Regions from separate parts of the Homo sapiens genome. Here region 1 is linked to region 2. A link is an interaction called in ENCODE POLR2A ChIA-PET data of the cell type or tissue named here. Cell type or tissue: MCF 10A. All regions are shown on one strand. Each heading gives the region's core, and the rest is flanking DNA. Links, peaks and the distances in the headings are about the cores only. Region 1 has its middle 22 kb from the start of TRIM2. Region 2 overlaps ARFIP1 (ARF interacting protein 1).

Region 1 (8,335 bases), core at 103-8,102, 290 kb after region 2:
CCGCACCTGGCCATGATTAGCAGTTTCTATCAAATCAAGTTCTCTTCAGAAGACAGTTTGGCTCCTGGCAGCCTCCATAAAATCTGGGACCCAAGAGCCCCACTGAGAGGTCAGGCTGGCCCTGTCTCGTAATGCAGCTCGGTTAGCACAGGGGCTGATGTGCAGGCTGTAGGTTCCGTAACCTCCTGCCATCTCAAGCATGCACCCCCAGCGCCCCAACCCCACGCCGAACTCTGTGGACTGTAGGAGATCCACTTGTCGATGACCAGTTACTGTACTTGAAGGTTAATCCCTCACGTGGCTTTTGTCTAAGAGAACAAACGATTAAAAAAGAAAACAAAACTGAAGAGAATACCTTGAGTCAGAATGAAGGCTCTTGTGCCTTCTGGCTGCCTCCTGTGCTTATAGTGAAACAGAAGTCACACTTATTTTGCAGTTTGAGAGAGGGTAAAAATGCCTGTTTTGTTGAAAAGCTCACTATGCTAGATAATAAACAGTGTTTTTGGTTCCTTGAGATGTTGGCTTTAAGGCAGGGGATAATACAGAATGACTCCTGGTCAAAAAAATTTGAGACTCATGCATCCTGTAGCCTTCTCTTAGAGATTCACAATGCACATTAATACTTTAAAGGCTCTGAGAGGCCCTCTGTTCCTGCAACTTTTCTGTAAGTTTAAAATTATTTCCCAATAAGAAAAATTTTATGTGCTATTTATTATATTAGTTAAGACTTAATGCAGCTGTCACAGAAAACACATGACAGTAGCTTAATCAAGAGTAAAATTTACTTCTCTTCAAGTAAAAGGAATCTGCCAGAAGTTTTCTGAAAGTTGTCAGGTCTCAAGCTCCAACACTTTGGGAGGCCAAGGTAGGAGGATGGCTTGAGCTCAGGAGTTTGAGACTAGCCTGGGCAACAAACACAGTGAGACCTCATCTCTACAAAAAATTTAAAAATTAGCCCAGGTATGGTGGCACTTACTTGTGGTCCCAGCTACTTGGGAGACTGAGGCTGGTGAAGGTCAAAGCTGCAGTGAGTCATGATCTCACCACTGCACTCCAGCCATTAATTAATTGTTAATTAATATCAAATATTAACAGTAATTTGTTAATAGCAATTTTGATATTAATACATTAATTTTATTTTTAAAATAAATAATGTTAAGTAAATACCTACTTAATAATAAAATTAATTTATTAATATTAATACTTAAATTTATGTTAAAATAAATTTTAAAGTATTTAATAAATTATTTTATTGATATTAAAATTAATATTTAATGTTAAATATTATTATTTGATTATTAATAAAATAAAAGCTCTGAGAAGTCCTGCAAAAAGATGTCTATTTAATTCACAGCCTCCCAGACTTATTTCCCCAACTTTTTTCCTCTGTTGCCACCTACCTGCTTCACTCCTGCAAGTAGGAGCCTCCCTTGGAAAATGCCGTACCAAGACACGCTTTTGGATCTTGAAGCCCGCACTGCACAGACTTTAGCTTTTATTCTGGAGCAGGGATTCTGGGTTCTGGGTATTTCACAGAACAGGCACTTAAGTCACTGTTTACGCATAATGACAAGATTTTTTTCACGTGGCTGAATGTGAAAGCAAATGGAAGCTGCACTCTCAAGGGGGGAGGTGTATTGACACCTGAGAGTTTTTAAAGGGGTGTTTAGAAAATCAGCACCTTATTTGTGGCAAGGCTAGACTGCAGTCACTGTGTGTGTGACACTTGGGCCGTCGTGGCCCTACTGAGGCTCACAACGGGAGCCTCTATTTAGATATCCAGCCACTGTGTTGAAGATGCCCCTCCAGACGGAGGACAATCTTTAATGGTGAGATTTTTATTGCTAAATCTATACGGTTAATTGGCCAAGCATTGGAGGCCTGGAGTTTTCGTCTAAACCATGTCAAGTTATCAGAATTCAGTACTCAAGTGAGTTTTATGTGAGCTGGTGAGAAGATGAGGACAGATATTTTCACCTTCCATATGCAACCCGCAGTGAATGAAATGTATTTGCTTTCTCTTGGGAGAGTCAAGTGATAACACTGCAGCCTGGCCTCTGATGCTAACTAAACGGGCAGAATGATTTGCCTTCAAGAAATCAACAGCCCCATTAACTCTACTCATTTTGGGTACATTTTTCATTATTTTGCTGTGTAGTAATGTCAGGCTCTCTTTTGTGATGCTCATGGCACATTTCACATGCTGTCTCATTAATTTTTACAATACTCCTAGGTGTTAGTATTTTTGCCAGGAAAAACAAGGTTCTCGACAGCCTGGGGTCATGCAGCTAATTGGGACCTGCCAGAGACAGAGCCTTGAACCCCCTGGTCCTGAGGCTTAGCTGTCAGGGCACACAGCCTGTGAAAGGCACGTTTTCCCAGTTGCCATCTTACCTACAAATATTTTTGTTTGTTTATTTGTTTGTTTTTTGAGACAGAGTCTTGCTGCGCAATCTTGGCTCACTGCAAACTCCACCTCCCGGGTTCAAGTGATTCTCCTGCCTCAGCCTCCCAAGTAGCTGGGATCACAGGCGTGTGCCACCACGCTCAGCTAATTTTTGTATTTTGGGTAGAGAGGGTGTTTCGCCATGTTGGCCAGGTTGGTCTCCTACTCCTGAGCTCAAGTGATCTGCCCGCCTCAGCCTCCCGAAGTGCTGGGATTACAGGCCTGAGCCACAGCACCTGGCCACCTAGAAATATTTTTAAGAGTCCCTTGGGAAAAGTACTAACACTCCTCTGCCAACTCCTGTGGGCATCCCACAGAGCACTCCATCCACCCATCCATTCATACTATAAATATCTATTAAGTGCCTGCTTGTGCCAGGCATTGTCCTGAGTGCTGGGGAAGCCCCTGCCCTCAAAGAGATTGCCTATACACTTGTCCCAAGTGTCACAAAGAGCCCCAGCAGGGGTTGGTGAGCCCACCTTGCATATAGAAAAGTGAGAAGGGCTGAGGAGTGGGACCTCAGGGTGGGTGTTTGTAATTCCAATAATAATGATAAAAAGAGAGAACTCTCACAGGATGAGCTGGCATGATTCTAAGTACGAACTTATGTATTCTCCTAACACCTCTTTGATGTGGATACCATTATTGAATCCATCTTTTCAGATGATGAAATTGAGGCCCATAGCAGCTCCATGACTTGTCCAGGTCTCACAGAACAGGTGGGATTCAGTGCAGGCATTTAGCATTTAACTGTGCTCTCCTGCTCTCTAGAAAGCCTTTCAAAGGCAGGCAGGAAACGAAGACAGTTCTGGAGGCCCTGTGGGCCCTGGTCACAGTTTCAGGAGAGGGGAATGGTTCCAATAAACAAGGCAGCGACCATGTGATGGCCAGGTTCTGTGTCAGGCTGAGTCACCATTTGAGCAGAATGAAGGCTCACTTGCCCTCCTTGCCCCAGGGGACAGGCCAGGGAGACACACAGAGACCTTCTAGGCCATGAGAGGCTCATGACCACACATGCTGCCACCTCCCAGGCTGAAGACAGCTCTGGCGTTCAACCTTCCCTCATGCGCCAGGGATGAGATGTATGTATGGGGCATAGGGCTAGACACGCTCAGAGCACAGGAGGTGGGATGTGGCAGCGATGAGTCCCCAGGGCCCTTCTTGTCTCGTGTGGACTCATCCCAGCAGCCTTGTACACCTGGGCTGGAGGTGGGCAGGTGAAAGGCATCCCCTCTACTCAGGATCGTTGGGTGCCCGTTCCCTGCCTTGCCCCTTTCTTGGCCCAGCTCATGTCTCCCCAGATGACTCAGGAGGGGGCTGTGTGCCAGGGCGGGTGCCTCACAGGAGTCAGAAGACAGAGGTTCCTACCCTGAGGGCCTGGCAATGGAACACTTTGCTTTTAGAAATGGGTGTGTTCTAGAAAAAGACGTGACTGGGTCCTAATGAACAGCTTTACTCCACCCTCAACTCTGATGCTTTCTTCATATTTTAAGGGAACAAGATGCATGAGGCTCCCCACCCATCTCAGTCTACCGAGTGCCCAAGCAGCCCATTTTACAGATGAGGAAACTGAGGCCCTCAGAGAGATAAGATGTGGTAGAGGGGAGGTGAGGAAGAAGCTCTTTGCTTCAGAATCAGAACCAGAAATGAAGCCAGAAGGGGTAAGAGCGCCAAGGAGGGGCACCTCCTAAGGCTGTAGCCAGATACCATTGGATCTGCAGATGCTAGGTATTTTTGTTATTGTAGTGCCTGGAAATGGCAAGTGAAGAGACTGGGGTCCAACCAGGCTCCTTGATGTAATTGCCCACAAATGGGACCTTGGGAAAAAGAGTCCTGAGAGGTGTGTGGTGTCTCAGCTGAACACCACCGTAGAGTCCACCTGCACAGCTCACGCCCACTGACCCCACTTCTCAGCTCTGTGACCTTGGGCAACATGTTGCCCGTGACTCGGTTTCCTCATTTGTAAATAGTACACACCCCATGGGATTGTTATTAGGGCTAAGTGAGCTGATTCATATAAATAAAAGCTGTGAGCACAGTGCCTGCCCTGCAGCAGGAACCACTCAGTATTCAAACCATAAACAAGAGTTCATTTCAGTATTTAGGGTGCACACAAATATGGAATGGCTCATTTTATGATCTTATGGATTTCTCCTAAAATCTGTTAGGTGTTTCAGAATAACCTAATACTTGGGTTAAATTATTTAAAATGTTACTTAGATTCTCCCAGCCCCGTCATTCCCCTTTTTGTTCCTTAGTCTCTAAAAGTGCTTCCCTACCTGGGGGCTATTGCACTTGTTCCTTTCCCCTGTCTAAGATGCTCTACCCACCTTCTCAAATGCCTTTTCCCTGGGACCCTCTATCCCAATACCCCAGTTATTCCTTCAGAGCCACTGTCCCAGGCCGTGACCTTATTTGTTTATTGTCTAATTTCCCCCGGGTGCTTGTTCACTGCTGTATCACCTAGCATAGCACTTGGAACATACTAAAGATTTGATGAATGAAAGAATGAATAAATGAATGAATGAATGAGTGGCTGAATAGGAAGTGTGGGCTGGTGTGTTTAGCCTCAAAGCCTGTGATCCACTGACTGACCCTGCCATAGTCCACTTCCTCCAAGGCCTCTCATGTCTTGCCAGTGCAGAGCTGCCTCTCTCCTCTGAACACACAGCTGTCGTGGTCTGCACCAGCACTGGGCAGTGATGCATGGGCTGCTTCTCCTCCTTGTACCTGCTTTGATGATTTGACAGTTGCATTATTTCACATTCCCCATGATAAAGCCCAGTGCCCAGCTGAATGATAAATGTTCCTTGAAGGCATGTATTGTGAAGTAGAAGAAAAAGTCCTCTGCTGAGGGGCGGAGAACAGCTGCTTTAAGAGAGTGACAAGGGTTGGAGCAGCGATGTGGAGCATGTCTGAGGCTCCAGCTCTGAGCACAGGTGTGGGAACCTGAGCGACACCCAAGGAGTGGGGCATGATTGCCCAGAGGGCCATAGACAAAGGAGGAAGGGTGCTATGGGACCAGGTTCTGGAGCACAGCTGAACCTGAGAAGCAAGCAGATAATATCCCCAGGCATGGTTGTGCAGGGATGAGCAGAGGCTGAAACTCATATGAGAGGACGGGCTGGGTTCAAGACATCAGATCAGTGTATCTGAGTTTGTACCAGTGTGTAAGAAGTTTGGCCAAAGGAGGAGGCCTGGAGTGCAGGGGCTTTGCTAAGGGTTAGAAAGAGCCCAGGGGACCCACTGAAGGAAAAGCTAGACCACACTGAACAGAGATTAGGATCCCTTGTAGGTGTAAGGGAGACAATCTCCTTGCAGACCTGTGTTCCAGTTCTAGCTCCTCTACTTAGTCAGTCTTAAACTGGGTAAGTGTCTTAACTTTTCTGAGCTTTGGCTTCCTCCTCTGGGAAATTAAGGTAATATTGCCTACCTCATAGGGATTAAATGGGAGGACAAAGGTGAAGCATGTAGCACTACCCAAGAATGTAATGTCTGCAGCAGTGGAAGGCTAAGCTGCATGGGGATGAGCTTCCTGAAGGGCATGGGTGAACCAAGGGTCTTTACCTTGGGCAGGGATTCTAGCTCATGGGGGAGACAGGGTGTCTTAGTCTGCTCGGGCTGCCATAGCAAAATACCATGGACTGGGTGTCTTCAACAACAGAAATTTATTTTCTCACAGTTTTGGAGGCTGGAAGTCGAAGGTCAGGGTGTCAGTGTGGTTGGTTCCTGATGAGGGCTCATTTCCTGGCTTGCAGACAGCTGTCTTCTGACTATGTGCTTACATGGCCTTTCCTTGATGTGCACACGTGGAGAGAGAGAGAACACATGCTCTGATGGCTCTTCTTATAAGGACACTAATTCTGTCAAACCAGGGTCCAGCCTTATGACCTCGTTTAACTTAATTACTTCCTTAGAGGCCTCATATCCAAATACAGCCACATTGGGGGCTAGGGTTTCAATGGATGCATTTAGAGTTGACACAAACATTCGGTTCATAACAAGTAGGGTAAAGGGTAGCTTAAGTGACAAGAAGTCCTCTGAGCACTCTGAACAGAGCCCCAGTCCAGTCTCCCCAGTGTGGCCTGGCTTTTCATACCAGATATGAGAATGGTTGAATTCAGTTTTGCTCACCTGGAATTGTCCTTAAAGTGATATTCCACTGTGCATATTGGAAAACTCAGTCTTCAGAGTTCATTGGGAAATCACCATCAATACTGCTGCTTTTATCCTGTCTTTGGGAAGTGGAGTAGGGTCTCTCAGATACGAGAAACCTCATCAGAAGGAAAGCACATGTTCTGCTGCCACCTTCATGCCTGGTGACACATTTCCATCTGGAGCAGCCACAGACCATACCACTGAGACCATACCACTGCACTCCAGCCTGGGTGACAGAGTGAGACTCTGTCTCAAAACAACAACAACGTTTTCCCTGTGGGGAATGCCATTTCTTCTTTTTAGAGTCAAATTGTGTCCTATTCCATTTCCAGATACCGTTTTCTAGGACAAGTTCCCCAGACAGGAATCTCGACATTCTTTCAGCAGCATCGTTCCACAGTGATTTGCCCTTTGTATTCTTTTTAACGCATTCTTCCTGTGTATGTATTGAATGAATTCCAAAACAAATGAGTGAGTGAATGAATGAATGAATGAGTTGTTTTCATTGTGATTGTGGTTCCCCAAGAGCAGAGTTTATTCTTTCTTTCCACACACACAAAGAAACCCTACTGGCCAGTAGATCGCCCAATAAGTGTTAGCTTCTTACATGACAGGCTCCCCGTCAGAGAGCTATTCACTCAGTTCATAAATTTGGAAATCTCAGGAATATTTTGATTTTCACTGCATTGGCCTTTTTACACCATGTTTACTCAGTTTCAACCTTACTTCAATAAAGCAGAGGCTTGATCATACTCTGCACAGCCTACTGCATGTCTCGGTGTGATGAGTGGATCTTGAGCCACAGCAGGGACTGCCAATCTGTCATTTTCTGAGGAATACTCCTTTTTTATTGGCTCTGATATTTTCATGTGTGATCTCAGCAGCTGTGCCTTTGTGTTTGAAAAGAGCCAGGTCTCACTGAGGAGCTGTGTAGCCAGTAGCATTTATTGAGTTTCTGCTTTGTCCCTCCACGTAAGCAGTAGGAACCCTGGGATAAATTGTGCCCATCAGGGAGGAGATGCCTCTATCTCTGGGGAGCTTAGGAAGGAGCTGGGGAGACAGGACATACACAAGAGAGGTTCCATGAGGAGCACTGAGAAACCAGAAGATGGTTTCATGATTCCTGGGGGCCAGTTAACCTGCCAGGGCTTCTCTCTCCCTGAGGAGGAGTTTGATAAGAAAGACTGGGTTCAATTAGCAGCTGATTAGGAGACATGAACAGAGTAAAGTGCACTTTCCAGACAACTATTGCTGACTGCTCCTGTGGGCAGGGGGCTGAGGAAATTGCTAGACCAGGGGTGATTTTGCCCCCAAGGGAAAATTTGGCAATGTCTAGAGACATTGTTGGTTCTCACAACTAAGGTGGGGGAAATGCTACTGGTATCGAGTGGGTAGAGGCCAGGGAGGCTGGTACACATCCTGCAATGCACAGCACAGACCCCCACCACAAAGAATCATCTGTCCCACAACATCAGCAGTGCCCAGGCTGAAAAACCTCATGGCAGCCTGAGTGAGCGTCGGGGCGTGGTCTGAGTGCTGGGAACTGGGTCACTTTTCCTCCTTGGGTCTCAGTTTACTTATCTGTGACGTAATGATCTCTTAGGTTACATTCAGCCCTAACATTCTGTGATTTGGTGAAGCTAACTTTAACTAGAGATTAAAGGTGGGATGTGAATGTCTTTAGAATATCGTGCTTTAAAAAAATCAGAAGAAATATGGAGGGCATTTAAG
Region 2 (8,335 bases), core at 231-8,230:
AATCAGCTATGTCTAAAGTAAAATCTATAAAGAAACTTTGGTCTTTGTATATTTTTTATTTAACTCTTCAAAACGATAAGTATTGTCGGACTGTTCTTTTAAGTAGTAATTGTCATTTAGAAGAAGACAGAGATCCATGAGAGAACTTTTCTTTGTTTTTTTGTTGTTGTTGAGCAACGTTTACTCTTTTTTGTTTCTTTTAATAGCTTTAAAAAGGAAGGAAAAGCAGGTTTTTAGCCTAGGAACTGTCATCCCTGTTTGCTTTCTTGGTAATTTGAAATGCCTCAAGTCTAGGTTTTTTGTTCTTTTGTTAAACTAGGTGAATTTGTACCTCAACATCTCTTTTATGTGTGGTTGCCAGGTAATCTACTTAGCACTTTAATTTGTTTGTTCGTTTGTTTGTTTCTTGTTTTTGTTTGAGAAGGAGTCTCGCTATGTTGCCCAGGCTGGAGTGCAGTGATGTAATCTCTGCTTACTGCAACCTCCACCACCTGGGTTCAAGCAGTTCTCTTGCCTCAGCCTCTCTGTAGCTGGAATTACAGGTGCGTGCCATCATGCCCAGTTAATTTTTTTTTTTTCTAGTAGAAACAGGTTTCACCATGTTGGCCAGGCTGGTCTTGAACTCCTGAGCTCAGGTGATCCACCCACCTTGGCCTCCCAAAGTGCTGGGATTACAGGCATGAGCCACTGCACCAGGCCCAACACTTTAATTTGAAGAAAACATAGTATACTTTTCCTATTTCTTCCCCCCAACCACTCACCATCCTCTGCTTTTTTTTAAAGATACTGGCTCTCACTATGTGGCCCAGGTTAGATTTGAACTTCTGGACTCAAGCAGTTTTCCCACCTCAGCCTCCCAAGCAGCTGGGACTACAGGCGCATGCCACCACATCCTGCTAGTCATCCTATTTCTTAACAGGAAGAAATGAAACATCAATGAATGTGCTGTTCTGTAATTTGATAATGTCCTAAAGAGTACTGCAGTATATACACCTGTTTTTGCAGCTTTTCTCTCTCTCTGTCTCTCTTTTTGGCTTTCTTTTGGTTCTCATGTCATGACTTTTGGAATATCTTTTCATAACACTTCTCTTCTAAAATGAGAAGCCAGATAACCAAACAACGAGAATAGGGCATAAAGTAAAAGCAAGTAGTCCTTGAGTATGGGACTAAAAGCCAGCCGTGTGACTATAGTAATAAGCTTTAGCATTTAGTGTTTTTCTTTGTTCCCTCTTAGAACTTTTTTAAAATTTTGAGACAGATCAGGAGTTAGGTTCTTAGCTATAAAATTGATGTGTTTATATGTACTTAGTCTAGCCTTTCTTCCGTATGGCAAAAGAAAGAGGTAAGGTATGTAAAATACTCACATTTCTGCATATATGTGTGATAAATGCACCTAAGGGTATTTGTCATTTACCCTTAATGAAAAACATGTGTTGTTCTACTAGTTATAGTTCGTATTTTCTGTCTCTTCACCCCGTGATTTAGTTGTGTTTGCCTTTAACCTAAACAATCCTTATTCATCTCTGATATTCTCTTCTTTGTTTACTAAACCACATTGAGTTGTGTAGCAGTAAAGACATAGCTCATTTGTCTTCTGATATTTCTCCTTTCATCAGTATTTCTTCTTTTTGAGACCTTTAAATAATGTAACTTGAGCTATTTTGTGACTTAAGGCAGTTTGTTTACCTGTTATTGTTTCTTTCAGAGTTCAAAACAAAACATAGGCTAGTTTAGTAAAGAGAAAGAATAATAGACATTTCTGGTGCTTTGTAGACTTTGTGAGAGTAGATACCATGCTTTCTTTTACAGCCCTCATAAAGCCTAGCAATGGTGCAGGTATATAGTACTCATTCAGCAAGTGCATGTTTGCCTTCTTCCCAGAATTAGAGGCGCACTACAGGGATTGGAAGGAGAAGGAAGTGAATGAAAGTCAACTCGGAGAGGATAAAAGGCAGAATCCTGATTACCTCACTCTTTGCTTTCATGAGGCCAAAGCATAGTCTCTCAGAAATGCTTCTGTTTTCTGCAATGTTTTCTGTTTGCATAGAAAGAGGAGGCAAAAAGTTAAAGAAAAATATGCAGATCAATGTAAGCAACTCATGTTTTTTTTTTAGATAGCTTTTTATGTGGCTTGGAAGTATAAAGATGTGAAAAAATAGTTGAAGGTTAATTTTTTCTTTAAGGTGACTAATTTAACTTGGGAATGATAAATCTCAAGGGCAATGAATATATTGGGAGTGGGATCTGAATGTATCAGAAGATTCAACAAAGCAGTTTGGGGTATAAATATAAAAAGCAAGGGTTTTATTCTTATTTTAAGAAGTGTAAAATACACTCCTACTCTAAGGTAATGTCAAATTAGCTATAACTATTAAATGCAGGTTTGTTTCATTATTATGTTATATTTTAGTGACTTAAAGGATGACAGAGGAGGCAGAAGAAGATGAACCAGACTTGGGATCTATCCTGGACACATATTTGATTTATATAGCTACTTAATTTAAAAAAATTTCTTAAAATTTATAGTCATTCCTAATCTTAGATTGATATGAAAACTGTTGTTTTCACTCACAGTGTTTCATATATAATCACAATACAGTAACATTCCTGTATATTAGGATTTCTTTTCTAATATATTATTTAAGACGCCTGTAATCCTAGCACTTTGGGAGGCCGAGGTGGACGGATCACTTGAGGTCAGGAGTTTGAAACCAGCCTGGCCAACATGGTGAAACCTCGTCTCTACTAAAAATACAAAAATTAGCCTAGCGTGCCCATAATTCCAGCTACTCCCAAGGCTGAGGCAGGAGAATCATTTGAACCTGGGAGGCGGAGGTTGCAGTGAGCCGAGATCGCGCCACTACACTCCAGCCTAGATGACAGAGCGAGACTCTGTCTCAAAAAAAAAAAAAAAGAAAGAAAAAAATGCTCAAAGCCTAGTACTTTTTTGTAAAAATACACTAAAGGTTTGGAAAAGCTTTGAGGGCAGAAGTATTCTTTGCTTACTAAAACTTCTCTTTGAGAGGAAAAAATATAAACCTCAGAATTTAAAAAATAGATACTTGTTGCCAAAGTTTAAGGAGCATGTTAATACCTAATGTGCACAAGGAGATAGATACATTCTTGAAATCTCTTTTCCCATTGTCAAAAGAAAAAGAACCCCTATTTCTTCTTGAGTACTTTAAAAATATTCATGCCAGTGACTTAATGTCACCTTTACTTCTAAAGCAAAAACAGTAGTACTTCTTGGTGTGTGCTCCTAGGGAAAGTGAGATTAAGTTATATAGGTGAAAGAACTACCTGGTTCTAAATTTTAAAATAAGCATTTATGGATTGATGTCTGTAAGCATAACAAGCAACCAGGGAGTTCATAGTGCTGGACACAAAAGAACCTGCCTTTCAACACTGTGCCAAATATTATTACATACATTTGGATTCTGTGAGTCATTCTCTTATTCATGCAACTTTAATTCCAGACTTAATTTTGGCTGTGACTGGTGCTCTCAAGGGAAGGTACATGGTCACTTAAGAGTGGTTGGGGAAGGCCTTCATGAGGGAGTGATGCCGAACACTAACATCACTTAATGTTGAGAAAGTGAGAAACTGAGAACCAGAGAGTATTCCAGGAAGAAATACCAGCATGTGCAACTGCCTTGTGGCAGGAGAGGGTGTGGTATGGTGAAAGAATGAATGTAACTAGAGCCAGTTTGACCAGAGCATAGGGAGACAGCTGGATAGGTAAGTGGTGGCCAGACTATGTAGCCCTGATAGGCCATATTAGGGAAAAGTTTAATATCAGTGGGAAGCCCTTGAAATAATTCTTAGCAAATGATAGGTCTAAAATATGGAGGATAGATCTTAGTAGGGCCTAAGAGTAAGTATAGTGGCTTAGACAAGAAATGGTAGGAAGTTGGATTACAATAGTGATAGTGGAAATGGAGTGAACTGAAGGCTTCAGGAGATATTTAAAAGGTAAAACAAATATAGGTAAAACAGTAACACAGACTGATGCATAATTAGCACCTTTCACATTTTATTCCTTTATTCAGCAAATATTGATGGAGTGGTCTTTTTATTTGTATTTATTTAGTTATTTGAGACAGGGTCTCACTGTGTTGCCCAGGCTGGAGTGCAGTGGTGCAGTCATAGCTTACTGTAGTCTTGAACTCCTGGCCATAAATGATCCTCCTACCTCAGCCTTCCAAGTAACTGAGACTACTGGTACATGCCACTGCACTTGGCCTTTTTTTTTTTTTTTTTTTTTTTTTTTGAGATAGGGTGTTGTTCTGTCATCCAGGCTAGAGTATAGTGGTGTGATCATGGCTCACTGCAGCCTCTACCTCCCAGGCTCAAGCACTCCTCCCACCTCAGGCTTTAGAGTAGATGGGATGACAGGCATGTGCTGCTAGGCCTGGATAATTTTTTAATTTTTTTGTAGAGACAGAGTTTCACTATGTTGCCCAGGCTGTTTTCAAACTCCTGGCCTCAAGCAGTCCTTCTGCCTCAGCCTCCCAAAGAGCTAGGATTATAGGCGTGAGCTGCCATGCCAGATCTTGTGGATTGCTTTTTATATGCCAGTCACTGAGTTAGGTGATAGAGGTATAATGGTCTTACACTCATAGAGCTTATAGTCAAGTAAGACAGATAGGCATTAACCAAACAATTACGTAAATACAAGCTGTGGTAAGTGTGATGAAGGGAAAATAGAAATGTCATGTGTGTATACAGAGGACTTGGCCAGGTGTGTGTGTTGCGGGGGAGGGGCTGGGGTATCATGGAAGGCTTCCCTGAGGCAGTGATATTGGGGCCGAGATAGAAAGAGAGAGGAGTAAGGTAAAGGTATGTGATGGAAGGAGATTTTAATTAGAAGAAACAGCATATGTTGACGGTCAGTGAGGCCAGAGCATAATGGGAACAGGGGAGAAATAGCACTGGATGAAGCTGGAGAGGTAGTTTAGGGCCTACACAAAGGTGAAATAACATAGGTACAAGGTTATTCATTGCAGCATCACTTGTTATTTCTACAGATGAGAAAGAACTCAATGGTTCAGCAGTAAAGGACTAATTGAATAAACTGGTTTTTTCATACAGTGAAATACTTTGCAGCTATTTAAAAAAATGAGAATGCTAATGATAGAAAACTCCTCAGGACAGACAATTAAATGAAAATAGCAAAGCACAAAGTAGTGTTTATTGTACAGTATCTTGTATGTAAGAAAAGAAGGAAGAATGTATAATCATATTTTCTTGTATTTGCACAAAGAAAAACGGGAAGGATTAATAAAATCAGTTACCTATAGAGGGAACAGGGTGAATGGAAACAGGAATGAAAATGAAACCTCTCACTGTATACTTTTTATATCTTTAATTTTGAACCACATATATGTCTTACCTATTCAGAAAAATAATACTTTTAAAAAGATAGGAAAATTAAGTTAGCTAAAAAAAAAAAAGTTAGCTAGAAAATGTTTCTTAAATACTGTGCCTTATCTTTTTTTCCAAAATGAGACTTAAAATAGACATGTATTTCCCAAATATAGTCTTTAATTTTCCTCTTAGCTCAAAATTAGATGATTAATTCTGTGTTGGTGAGAATAGAAAAAGTTAACTTAGAATGTGAGTTCTGTTGCAACATCATTCTTAAATGACAGAGTAGAAATAGTGCAATATCGTACCTTTCATTTACAGAAGAAAATATCTTAACATATGGTGCAACATTTGCTGCTGTTAGTGGTTTGTCTTTTTAAACACACATGGAAGAGGAAAAATTTGCTTGTGGTTTGCATTGCCTCCTTTCTCTCTTTAGAAATGAGGCAGAAATTAACTGTCTTTATATAAACCATACAACCAAAAAGAATTGTGAGTTGTAGGTTGATTTTTAAACTAGACTCATCCAACCCATACCTGTTTGGAATAAATCAAGGTAATTGTAATTGTTGAAGAGTGAGTAGGGATGAAAGCCTGAGTGGGTGCTGGGGAGAAGCACACCTAGCTAACCAATTCATATAGTTTTTTTTTTTTACCAGTTATGCTAAGATTCCGGCATGACAATTTTTGTAAGGGAGGGATATTTTGTATACAGTATTGAAAAGCTTTCCAGGAAGGATAGCTTTATAATTATGAATTACTGTTCTTATAGACTTGGTTCTTTTTTGGCAATCATAAGGTACTTACATATTTTCTAACCCTTTTTGGTCAGAAGCTATCAACTTACTATAGAGTAGGATTAGAGTTTCTTATTCTGCTGTATATGTTGGAGGTGAGGGAATTGTTCCTTTCACTTTGAATGAAAAGAATTCACTTTAAAAATTTACTTTTTAATCATTATTGCTGTGATGTATCTGTTCTAATGGTTGATATACATGTGTGCTCTTCAGATCCACATTTCACTTATTTTGCCAGCCTTGGGTATTATCCAACTTGATTTGCCAGGTTTGTGATAAAGGTGAGTTTTTAAGTGATCAATGTGATACTTGAACAGATCACTAATAACTGCATTGGTTGTGCTGTTGATGATGGTACTGGGTGCTTATGGCTGTGACTTTGCTATACTTTTTTAGTTCTTAGTAGTTATGGTTCCTTCAGTTTGCTTAAAAGTAAAACCTTTAATTAGCATTTCTGAGTAAAGTCTCAGAAGACACTAGCAGTGTTTAAGAATTTGACTTTGCAATGTTCTTTTTTTTTTTTTTTTTTTGAGACGAGTCTCGCTCTGTCGCCCAGGCTGGAGTGCAGTGGCGCAATCTCGGCTCACTGCAACCTCCGCCTCCCGGGTTCAAGCAATTCTCTGCCTCAGCCTCCTGAGTGGCTGGGATTACAGGCGCCCACCACAACGCCCAGCTAAGTTTTTGGATTTTTAGTAGAGATGGGGTTTCACCATCTTGGCCAGGCTGGTCTTGAACTCCTGACCTTGTGATCCACCCGCCTCGCCCTCCCAAAGTGCTGGGATTACAGGTGTGAGCCACTGCGCCCGGCTGCAATGTTCTTTTTAACCTTTTCTTGAAATTCTCTCAGTAATGACTCAGCGTTTTCATGTTGACCATAATTTCCTTCCATGACTTATCTATACTTTGCTGTGTTAGATTAAAACATTCATAACTTTTTTCCTCATTCCTCATAAACTTAATAACATCCTGATTTTCTATCCTTATTTCTTCCCTTAAATTTTCAAAGATGCTTTTTTAAAAATTCACCTTAAGTTTTTTAAGGTGCTTGTTTTGTGCAATTATGCCTGATCCTAAAGTACTATATAAGGTATTATCACAGACTGCCTACGGAGAGGCAACTTACAGTCTAAAGGAGGAATTTAAATAAAATCAATTATATATAAAATGCTAACTTAAACATGAGAAAGAAATACAGAATTTGATGAAGAAAAATGTTAGTGTGGGCTCAAAGTACCTGGTAAGCTAGGCAGTTTGACTTGAGCAGGACCACACAAGAATGGGTAACATGTGCATAGGCAGGAAAGAGTCAGGAAAAAAATTCTTGGAGAAACCCTGGATCATATGTTTAAGTGATTTGTAAACTTCTGTTGAATCATCTGTTCCCTTCTTGAAGCACAGCATACTATTACTACTTACAGGCTTTTTGAAAAGAAGAGTAATTGTTTTGTCCTAACAAATTTTGATAAGGCTTTTCCATTGGATGGGCCATTGGTTTGACTAGTTCCTATTGCCCAGTGTCCAAAAGCTGGTGAGCACAGGGTCTGCTGATCCCTGCGGTGACTTGGCCCCATTTCGTCACTTACCAGATAGCTCCAGCAGATCTGGATACCTGAGCTTTCTGTTTCTTGTTATCTAAATATGGAATTCAGTGATTCCCTCCACCCCCTCCAACATCTGCCTACATATGTATCCCTTTTTTTTGGATTTCATAGGGATTTTGTGAGTACCTCAAGGGACAGGGACTAATTCTGAACTTGAGATCAGGAATGGGGTAAAGATCTGAGAGAAGTTATAGGATGGGTAAAAAAAGAAAACATTGGTGGGATCCCCTCCTCTTTCTATTCCCTATGACCTTGCATGCTATTCCTGGGATCTCACTACCCCTAACTGTAACTATGGACTTCTGTGTGGTTTTGTAAAGAGGATTCAGTGCTGTCAAGCCCATGATTGTCAAACTTCTCTGTTAGGTTAATAACGATCTCCCAACTTTTTTTGAGATAACTTTATATCTCTCATCTAATTGATGAAATGAAATACCCAATTCCTTACCTACCCTTTTGTACCTAAATTGATTTTGGACTCGGAGATCAGATGGGAAGTTATGATACTTTATATTTTCTCTGCCAACTTGAAAGTGTGTTCATCCCTTCCTCCTCCCCATAGTGCCCAGG

The links. ChIA-PET counts read pairs that join two places held together with the same protein. Peaks named below come from ENCODE experiments on the same cell type or tissue, not always from the same donor. Only the 100,000 strongest peaks of a DNase experiment are listed, where the experiment ranks them.
Region 1: POLR2A ChIA-PET joins it to region 2 with 5 read pairs; 2 of 35 experiments call an interaction of 5 or more read pairs at or near these places.

What each region holds. Positions count from the first base shown.
Region 1 is chr4:153,178,090-153,186,424 of GRCh38, forward strand. It overlaps a transcript of TRIM2 not described here. Among named protein-coding and RNA genes, the nearest start is that of TRIM2, 22 kb to the right of the region's middle. In MCF 10A, for the core only: no CTCF peak of the experiment used is centred there; DNase peaks (open chromatin) are centred at 3,392 and 3,792.
Region 2 is chr4:152,891,309-152,899,643 of GRCh38, forward strand. All of the region lies in intron 8 of ARFIP1 (ARF interacting protein 1), which reads left to right. Among named protein-coding and RNA genes, the nearest start is that of FHDC1, 41 kb to the right of the region's middle. In MCF 10A, for the core only: no CTCF peak of the experiment used is centred there; a DNase peak (open chromatin) is centred at 3,463.